Linked DNA regions of Homo sapiens: region 2 is linked to region 1. The links are chromatin loops, found by intact Hi-C in ENCODE. Cell type or tissue: GM12878. All regions are shown on one strand. Links, peaks and the distances in the headings refer to the core of each region. The heading gives the core; the rest is flanking DNA. Region 1 overlaps SORCS1 (sortilin related VPS10 domain containing receptor 1). Region 2 overlaps LINC01435 (long intergenic non-protein coding RNA 1435).

Region 1 (5,386 bases), core at 163-5,162:
GGCATCCTGGATACAACTGTCTGTTCAGATATCATTGTGTTTCACTATTGGACTCCTTGAGAGTAAGTGTTTAGTTTGCAACTTCTTGGCCTTGTAGCACCAGAGTTACCACATAGTGGTACTCATTAACTAGTTGTTTAATAAATCAATGAATTAATAAATCATTGATTATATTTTAGCTACCATTCTATTGATCCTAAGCCTGGAAATATGCTAAATACATTTTATACTCAGTGGCTGTCAATCCTGCGAACATTAACATCTTCTGGGGGACATTTTAAAATAGTATATGTGTGGCCCCACCCAAGACCAATTGAATCAGAATCTCTAGGACTGAGCCCAGGACACAGGTAGTGTAAAAGCTACCCAGGTGATTTTAATCTGGAAAATACAGAGAATCGATGAACTTTGGCCCATTATTTTTCTGGGGTTTGCTTGACTGAGCTGCTCATTAGTGTTGCTGATACCTTATTTCTGGGCTTCCTAGTTTCAGTGAACATGTTCTCCCATCTTGCCATTTGTCATGGCTAAAATATTCTGCATTTACAAGGATGCAAATTCATCATCTACATGTAATCTCTTTTGCATTTAGACCTGAACACGATCGTGCTGTCCAGGTAAATCATAAACTTAGATCCCTTTGTGGTGTGAAAGAAATACAAATTAGGATGGGGAAAATTAATGTTGACAGAGATCACTGATATGCTTTAAATTGCAGAGGCCCGGGTCTCAGATTGGTTTCAGAATCACAGCTATTGATAATCATTCTATAACATTATAAAGTGAGGAGGCAGTGCCTGGAAAGTGGTTTGAATTGGAGTCTAATCCCCAGTTAAGCATTTAGCTTGCAACTGTGTTGGCACAAACCAGCTAAAATTTACCATTGCTGCGAGGGGAGTGCTCACCTTGAAGGTGCTTCTGATTCTACAGAAGGCAGAGCAGACAAGCTCATTTTGCATGTTTGTCAAGGGTGTCCTTAGAGCAAAACTTGGTCTGGATTTCTTGGAATTATGGTGCTTTGTTTCTCTTGGATAGTTAACATTTTCATTTTCCTGAGTCTTGCTAAGGTGTCATTTTGTCCAAGAAGCAAGCATAAGTTGAGCTGGAGACAGGCATACACACATGTGGTGGGAACTGGGGAGAAAGATCACTATCACTCTAAGGCAGCAAGGTATACCTTTTCTTTGTCACCAGTGACAAAGTTAAATAACAACTTAAGATTCCAGTAATAACACAGGTGACAGTAGTGCTGTGAGTTGCTTCAGGAAAGGGGGATTTGATGCCAAATGCATGGTATCAGGGGAGCAATCAGCAGCCAAATGTGAAGTTATTTTTACTCAAGACAATGCTTTCTACTTTGTTTTTTTAAAAATTTCAGGATATACTCAAATATATCAAAAAAATCATGTAATTCTCAAAAATAATAATATATTTGTAGACTATATTAATACTATAGTATGCTTCTACCAGTGTGTATGGAAGGGGATAAAAATTCACATAACATCAGTGCTTTGTAAATGGGGGATCAAATTGACTAATGATCTGCTTGACACCTTTCCCCATGAGAACATCCCCAGGGTATAACTGTCAACGTCCCCAAACCCTGTGCTTTCCTAAGCTTCCTGGAAGCATTCAAGTCTGTGAATATTACTGCTGTTATGGAAAAATTGGCTTTTGTTTTTCCCCATGAGATATTTTTCCTGTCTTACTAGCATGTATGACCAGCATTTGCAGTGCATTTATCTCCTATTACCCTTTTGTTTTTCTTTTTGCTCTTACCTTTGATTCCAGAAATGTTTTTAAAATAATGGATGATAGTTAATACACAGCATGGCAGGCAGGAAAAATGAACAGCAGTGAGTTCATTTTGATAGACTATGCTGTCTGCAGATAATTTACCAGGGCAGAGTGCTGACATACACAACCCTAAAAAAAGGACTTATCCCTGTTCTTAAACCAAAATCATTCTTGAAAGTTTCCATTATTCATAAGGCAACATCTCTGAAAACTGCAGGGGGCTTTCCCACGATGATGCCTCTGAGCTAGTGGCTCTCTGGTTCAGGAGTTACAAACGAGCAAACATCTGTATTTGTGCACTTGGGGAGATTGCCAGCTTTCAGAGGACTTTACACTGAAGGCCAGCATGGTGAAACAGTTTCCTGTCCTTATTACCAAGTATTTTCCCCACCCGCTTCCATGCTCTTCTCAGTGAGTTCTGACTTCTGAGATTCTGCTCTTGCAGTTGTTTTTGTAGCTCCATTGTGTTGACTTTATTTCATCACTTTTCTGTCCTACTGCTACTGTAAACCCCTTGATGGTAGGACCACGTTTCTTTGTATGTACTGGTTTACTGGAGTGTACATTAAGTAGGCTTATCAACATTGAATTAGTTAATTAACAGCCAAAAAAGTATTTCTGGAGCTCGCTACATAGGATTTAAGTACAAATGCCTCTCAAGTATTTTTGGTCCCTGAGAGTCTTCTAGGAGAAGAAGGGTAGGGCAAGGATTTTTATGAGTCTTCTTAAAATTAGGAAGGAAATTAGACAACCAGTGTATATTTTTCCAGGATTCAACTCCACAGCATGTGGTTTTTCCAGAATCACACGGCTATAATTTGTGGTAATTGGTGGGGATTATAAAACCACAGTTATCAGCATTAATACATTTCATAGCCAGTTCCACCACAGTTGTATCTTAGGAAATTCTGATTGCAAAACTCCCCTGAGATCTGCTGAAATTACCTTTTCTTTGAAGGGCAGATTCCCCATGTCTTGATTGAGAAGGCTTTGAGCAGATGTGGTTTCAGAAGGAGTTAGTGGGGAAGCATTAGAACACTAGGTTCCCTGGACTTTTGAAGAAGTTTCACCTAGAAGCCTTATCTGACTAACCATATTATTAAAAAAAGAAAAAGTTCTGACTCCTAAGAACCATCATATCTTTCCAAATTCTGAAGAAAAAAACCAAAACAAAGCAAGATGAAACAGAATGCACCTGATTCAAGCATGCGATGTTATAAAGCCCTCCTGTGTTGGTGTTGTGCCTGTGAGCTGGCTATTTTCTTGAATGTGAAGATAATAATTTATAATGAGATGCTCAGATACATAAATACACACATGAACATACAATGCCAGCTTCCGTGTATCCCAGTAGCAAAATGAAGCAAGGAGAGCTGAGGGTTCTGCAAATAATTTGTATTCAATATACAGCAGCCCTGCCACTTATTTTGCAGGGTAGCTGATGACTGTTTACCCTAAGCATAAGCATAATGAGTCTGTTAGGAGTGACCTTTCCTGGTGATTTTGTAACCAATCTGTCTTAACCTTTTAATTCATTTTTGTTTTTTTGTTTTTTTTTTTTAGAGACAGAGTCTCGCTCTGTCGCCCAGGCTGGGGTGCAGTGGCACGATCTCGGCTCACTGCAAGCTCCGCTTCCCGGGTTCACGCCATTCTTCTGCCTCAGCCTCCCAAGTAGCTGGGACTGCAGGCGCTCAGCACCACACCCGGCTAATTTTTGTACTTTTTTTAGTAGAGACGGTTGGTATTTTTTTAGTAGGGATGATTTAATATGTCTCATCACCGTGTTAGCCAGGATGGTCTCAATCTCCTGACCTTGTGATCCACCCTCCTCGGCCTCCCAAACTGCTGGGATTACAGGCATGCGCCACTGCGCCCGGCCATCATTAATTTTCTTAAGCAAAAGAGGTCCTCCCATCCATTCTCTGTTAGCAAGCATTCATTTTATGCCATATTCGAAATATTAGTTTAGGATTTTTAATGACCATACTCCATTTATTTTCATCTTTCTTGCTGGGATCTCAGCAACCAAGTGCTCTGATTAATACGTGTGTGTGTGTGTGTGTGTGTGTGCACGTGCACATGCCTGTGCCCTCACAATTGTGTGTGGTCATTTGTTTGTTATAGGAACCTTGCTGACTACTCCAAAATTCAGCCAGGAACAGCAGCTTAAGTTGACGAAGTTTGATTTCCCATAAACTCAGGCTACTAAAACAATGGAGGGAAAATGAACCAGAAAGCCTGCAATGTAGGCGTTTTTTGGTTGATCTGCTTTTCCAGAAGCTGATTAGCACTCTAATCTCTCTCAGTGTGGTTTCATTGTTAGAGACGGAAAAAGAAAAGAGACAGGGCTTTTCTTTTTATAAAAGGCCATGTTAGTAGGGAGGGAAAGTAAACATAAGCCACATCTCTGTAGATCTCAGTTTTCCCTAATGGGCCAATTCACATCTCTTTTTAATTCTGATACCCCAGGTCTTTTCCCTTCTTTCTTTCTTTCCTTTTGTGACTTGAATTTTTCTATTAACTGCCACAGGGATCCCACATAAAATGTATAGTGGAAAGAAGATAGAAAAAGGATGAGTAATGCACAATTTCTAAGGGTTTTAGAAATCATTTGTTCTGGGGAAAAATTCATTCTCTTCTGATCTAAAAGTATAATCCCCTTCTAAGTCTCTCCTCTAAGGCTAAGCCACCCTTGAACATGAAGCAGTTCTTAACTACTGAAGCATATTCATGGAGATAAAGTGACACAGAAGGAGCCATTGCTTTCATACCTATGAGAGCCTGTGCATTTCTTATGGATGATTTAATATGTCTCATCATCAGCATGCTTTAATTGCATGTAACTGCAATTTTAAAAAGATTTGTTCTATTTTTCCTATAAAATTATATATATAATTTTAATTTTATAATTCAGTGAATATATATATATAGGTATATATATTTTCACTAAAAAATGGAAAAATACAGAAAGTTTATTTGCTAAAAGGCAAAAAATAGATAAAAAATAGGTATTGGGGGTAGGTGGTCAGAAGCTGTTAATTCCTTTTCCCCTTTTGAGACACCTTTTAGCCTTTCTTTTTCCTACTCCTCTTTCTCCCTTCCCGGGAGAATAGGACACCTCTGCTAATAGTCTATGTGAGATGTGAGGTTGCATGCTCACATGTGGCTTTGCTTCTGTGGGGTATTGAGAGGTGACAGTGTGCTGGCAGTCTTCACAGCCCTCGCTCGCTCTCAGCGCTGCCTCTGCCTGGGCTCCCACTTTGGCGGCACTTAAGGAGCCCTTCAGCCCACCGCTGCACTGTGGGAGCCCCTTTCTGGGCTGGCCAAGGCCAGAGCTGGCTCCCTCAGCTTGCAGGGAGGTGTGGAGGGAGAGGCGTGAGCGGAAACCGGGGCTGTGCTCGGCGCTTGCGGGCCAGCTGGAGTTCCGGGTGGGCGCGGGCTTGGCGGCCCCGCACTCGGAGCAGCCTGCCGGCCCCTGGCAATGAGGGGCTTAGCACCCGGGCCAGCGGCTGCGGAGGGTGTACTGGGTCCCTCGGCAGTGCCGGCCCACCGGCGCTGCGCTCGATTTCTCGCCTGGCCTTAGCTGCCT
Region 2 (5,386 bases), core at 80-5,079, 1.1 Mb before region 1:
TAATGACGCAGTCTGGTAGAGGGAGGACAGTTTTATTCAAGACTTAGAAACACAGATCAAGACTTCAGGCCTGCATCAGAAGGCACATGTCTGATGCTGTAGACTCCTTATTCTTTTGTGGGCCAAGGGTACTTTCAGTCCAGGTACTCCAGAGGTAAAGGGGCTGGATATCCCCTTAGCTTCATAATAACTGACTGCACTTGCCTTGTCACTGTGCGATGACTTCGCTTTTAAGGAGAGTTGAACACTCAATGGATTCAACACGGACACATAAAACATGATGACTTTCCTCAAGGACTTTACATTTTTTAATATCTTTTTATATAAATGTAAATGATGATGTAAATGCACATGTGGTTGTCTTTGCTAATTATAGTTTACTAGGTACTTAGCATGTGAGTGGTTCCTGCTAAGTACCTGGTAAGTTCTATAAGTTTTTGCTAAGTAGTAAGTTCATTACATTAGTATCTGATTTAATCTCCATAATGTCTCTACAACGTAGGTGTTTTAGCATGACCTGTAATTTATGGGCATAATAGGTTTATTACCAAAAAAAAAAAAAAAACCCATGGTTATTCAAGGCAAATTGGACCTAGGTGACAGTTTTCCTAGCCCCATCACAACAAGCCATACAACCTCCAGAGAACCAACTGGAGAATGTAACTGCTCTAATTTAACATAACATCAGAATCTCCAGCAGAACCTTTGAACTTATGCCCATAAAGCCACATGCTGTAAAGAACCAAACAATTTAATGTGTAGATTACCCTTGGTCACATAAAACATAAAGCTACCAGAATAGAAATGCAGCTATGTGTAACAGATACAGGTGCTAATCTCAGGTCACATGCCTTCATGGTCTTTGCTCTCTTTCTCATTAGCTATGTGGTCTAGCATAGTTCCATAATTTATATGAGTCTCAGATTCATCATTTAAAAAAGGAAAATAATGAAGCTCATTTTAGCTCAGCAAGGATTAATTAAGATAAAACATACAATACATTTTTAAGTGCAGCACCTGGCACAAAGTAAGCTTTAAGTAAATGGTAATTAGCTCTCAGGATTATAATAATAATAATGATTAGAAGTAGCAGTATTAGTATTATTATTACTATTATCAAAACATGCAGAACTATCTGGCATATATTAGGACCAACTTGTTTGTGGAAGGATGTTTGCTTTTTCAAAGCTTACACTTAATATCCTTACAAATATAGAGAAGAATAGAAATGGTAGTAAACTTAATTTTTTACCTACTTAAATTTGCTCTTTAGCCCTTTCTGTTTCATATCTTATAGAAACCAGCATGGTTAATCTAGGGTCTGATTGAACATTTCTGTGACACTAAACTTGTTGACATTGCTCATCTCTTGCATCCTTCCAACTTCTCAGTGGCATAGTGAGAACAAGCATCACCTTCACTTTGTTAATTAAGCTATCTATGCAGTAAAGTATCAGAAAAGAAGCCAATCTCCAGATTGTCTGACTTCTCACTGTAACTTCAGGTTCCACTATTACAACCTATGTCTACTTTATATTCTTATTCTCCTAATCTGTGACTCCACTGCTCACCAGAAGTAATATCATCTGCAACTCTTTTAACTGTCTTAAGTCAGTATTGAACAAAGCCATTCTGTAGGGCATCAAGCACCAATTGTTAGCATGGTCAGCAAAGTGCCATGGAATGGAGCTGACACTAAGCCCAGTAAAAATCCTTTCTACCTGCAAGCACCTTCTTGTTTCATTTGAGGGACAAGCACAGGACTCATGATAAAAGCGTCATAAGAACGGATATAACTGTGCAACAATTATGAAAAGAAAGGAATGTTGAAACTATCTGGCTTTTGCATTGGTTTGTGGTTCTCTATGGACCAGATGTCTAACTTACCATGATTAATTCTGTCTTGAGTTTCAAGTTCCTTATAAAAGGCTTTGGTTTGTTCCTTAGACTTATAAATATACCAAGCAAATGTAGCTGAATAGGTTTGCCTGATGAAATCTTGTTCCAGCATAGGGGAAAAGAGCTTCATAATAAAACAAATAAATAAAAACAAATGTTTAAACAGAATGACTAAATAATAATATAAAAGTAAATAAATAAGTAAATGTTCTAGATGTTAAAAAACTGTAACTTTATTTTTTAAGTTTTTTTTTTTTAATTTTTAACATCAAAATGTTCAGCTTCTGTTCACAGCTGGGTTGTATGGTTTTTTTCCTGGATCTGATGTGTGGTTAAAGTGCCTTAGTTTCCCAATGATCATGATACACCAGTGAATATTGAAAGGCGGGGGAGAGAAACTTTTAAGGAAATACTTGTAAGATATTTGTAAGACGACACCCCATCAAGGAATGCAAACCACATTAAGAGTGTTATGGGTTGAATTTTGTCCCCTTAAAATTCTTATATTGATGTCCTAGCCCCCAGAACCTCAGAATGTGACGTTATTTGTGAATAGGGTTATTATAGATGTACTTAGGTAAAATGGGATCATACTGGAGTAGGGTGAGCCTTTAGTCTAATATGACTGGTATACTTATAAAAGGGGAAATTTGAATGTAGACACCCACACTTGGAGAATGTCACCTGAAGATGGAGGCTGATGCTCCTACAAGCCAAGAAATGGCCAGCAACCCAGTGGAAGCTGGGGAAGAGGCATGCAACAGATTTGTCCTCGCTGTCCTGAGAAGGAAGTTCTATCAACATCTTGATCTAGGATTCTCCTAGTTTCCAGAACTATGTGATAATACATTTTTATTGTTTAAGCCACCAAGTTTGTGGTACTTTGTTACAGTAACCCTAGAACACTAATGCAAAGGGAAATGGAACTTGTTAAGAATTGTTAAAATCCACTTATATCACTTGATTCCTTCACAGAGTAAACTGTTGTGAGCATAAGAAATATGTCTGGGACGAAAAGCTTCTCAGAAGTAGGCAGCCTTAAATATATTCATAGTTATCTCTCCGTCAGGATTTAGGTTTTGCTCTAGAGAAAGTCTTACCATTTTATTTTAACTGAAAGCCTTTACCCAATCTGCAGTGTATTAAGATTCCAGCAGGTAGAACTCATTGAAGAAAATTGCTTTCTGCAAAGATGTATGATTCATTCATTCACACATCTGAGCTATTTAGGGGAAATTATCCATGGGATTGTATTATTAGTTTAAAAGCTGCTGCATTTGTTTTTGTGTCAGTATAATTTTATACTGTAAAAAACATATTTGAAAAATCGACTTTGTTTTGTTAAAAATGTGATTCAAATATCACATTTTTATTTGTGATAGGGGTTGTAAAACAGAACCACGGCCAGGTGCGGTGGGTCACGCCTGTAGTCTGAGAACTTTGGGAGGCCGAGGCAGATGGATCACGAGGTCAAGAGATCAAGACCATCCTAGCCAACATGGTGAAACCCCATCTTTACTAAAAATACAAAAATGAGCTGGGTGTGGTGGCACGTGCTTGTAGTTCCAGCTACTAAGGAGGCTGAGGCAGGAGAATCACTTGAACCTGGGAGGCAGAGGTTGCAGTGAGCCAAGATCACGCCACTACACTCCAGCCTGGGCAACAGAGCGAGACTCTGTCAAAAAAAAAACAAAAAAAAAAACAAAAAAACAGAACCACCTATTTTCTGCTGTTTCCAAAGCCTGTAATTTCTCCCAAAGTCCTCCTTTAGATACTGTTGTATATAGTTAAAGAGAAATGTCAGCCAGCTGTGTTGGTTTTGATATACTGAGTGAGAAAAGGCTTTAAGCATCTTTCCTGTTAACTGTTTTGGAAAGCCTAGTTATGGCAGTTGAGTTCTCTGAGTTTCGTGTGCATCTTAAGAGATTTCTCCAAATTCCAAGTGAAACTAAAGTCATTCCTCTAGGTTGAATAAGAGATAGTTTCCTCTTGCAAAAATGTAGGACCAAGAGAGTCTCCTTAATGAATCAGAAAAGCATTAAACATATAAATACATCTAAATCCTTGTTTATTTCTTTATCTATCTACCTAAATATCTATCTTTATCATAAACTAAATGTGTGAGAGTCATTATGAAATGGTCTAAAGTAAAGTAGACCACAGGAAAAAAATTAGTCAGAGTCTGGAACTCACTCATCACAATCAAGGGAAAAGTCATCTTACAGTTTCAGATAAACTTTATTTTTTAAATCTTATTATTGTAGTAAAATGCACATACAATAATATACCATCTTAGGCATTTTAAGTGTACAGTTCAGTGTTATTAAATACATTCACAATGTTGTGCCGCTCTCACCCCCACCCATCTCCATAATATGCTTTTTGTCTTGTAAAACTGAAACTCTACATTCATCAGATGTTAACTCCCCATTCTCCCAGACCTACTTTCTGTCTCTATAATTTTTGACTATTCTAAGCATTTGTCTTTAAGTAAATGGCTTATTATACATAGCATAATGCCCTCAAGGCTCATCAATGTTGTGGGATATATCAGAACTGCCTTTTTTTTTCTTTTTCTTTTTTTTTAATTGAGATGGAGTTTCACTCTTGTCACACAGGCTGGAGTGCAATGGCACGATCTCAGCTCACTGCAACCTCTGCTTTCCGGCTTCAAGCAATTCTCCTACCTCAGCCTCTCAAGGAGCTGGGATTACAGTCATGTGCCACCATGCCTGGTTAATTTTTGTATTTTTAGTAGAGAGGGGGTTTCACCACGTTGGCCAGGCTGGTCTTGAACTCCTAACCTCAGGTGATCTGCCCGCCTCGGCCTCCCAAAGTGCTGGGATATTAGGTGTGAGCCACCAACCCCGGCCAGAAACTCCTGCCTTCTTTTTTTAAGGCTGAATAACATGTCATTGTATATCTATACCACATTTTACTTATCCATTAATATACTGATAGACGCTTGGGTTGCTTCCAAGTTTTAGGTATTGAATAATGCTGGTATGAACAGGGGTGAACAAATATTTGTTTGAGACCCTGTTTTCAATGCTGGGGGATATATACCCCCAAATTGAATTGTTGGATCATATGTAAATTCTATTTTTAAGTTTTTGAGGACATGCCAACATGTTTTCCACAGTGGCAGTGGCATTTTCAATTCCCATCAACAATGCGCAGGTAATTTTTTACATCTTTGTCAACATTTGTTATTTTATGGGTTTTGTGTTTTGTTTTGTTTGGATAGTGGCTATTCTAATGGATGTGAAAGATGCTATTTCATTATAGTTTTGATTTGCATTTTTTTAAGGATTCATGATGTTGAGCATGTTTTCATGGGCTTAATGGCCTTTTGTATGTCTTTGGAGACATGTCTATTCAAATATCTTGCCCATTTTTAATAGCCAATTATTGATTTAACAACTAAAAACAATTTTTAAGGCAACTTCACTTTGCTTGCATAATTATAAAGGCTTTTTCACTACAT

The links. Peaks named below come from ENCODE experiments on the same cell type or tissue, not always from the same donor. Only the 100,000 strongest peaks of a DNase experiment are listed, where the experiment ranks them.
Region 2: a loop joins it to region 1, with 6 times the contacts of the local background. A loop is called at or near these places in 1 of 110 quality-filtered maps.

The regions. Positions count from the first base shown.
Region 1 is chr10:106,928,255-106,933,640 of GRCh38, reverse strand. The region is part of intron 2 of SORCS1 (sortilin related VPS10 domain containing receptor 1); the gene reads left to right. Among named protein-coding and RNA genes, the nearest start is that of SORCS1, 230 kb to the left of the region's middle. In GM12878, for the core only: no CTCF peak of the experiment used is centred there; DNase peaks (open chromatin) are centred at 2,050 and 2,768; H3K4me3 peaks cover 668 bases; H3K27ac peaks cover 2,658 bases.
Region 2 is chr10:107,999,234-108,004,619 of GRCh38, reverse strand. The region is part of intron 4 of LINC01435 (long intergenic non-protein coding RNA 1435); the gene reads left to right. Among named protein-coding and RNA genes, the nearest start is that of LINC01435, 67 kb to the left of the region's middle. In GM12878, for the core only: no CTCF peak of the experiment used is centred there; no DNase peak of the experiment used is centred there.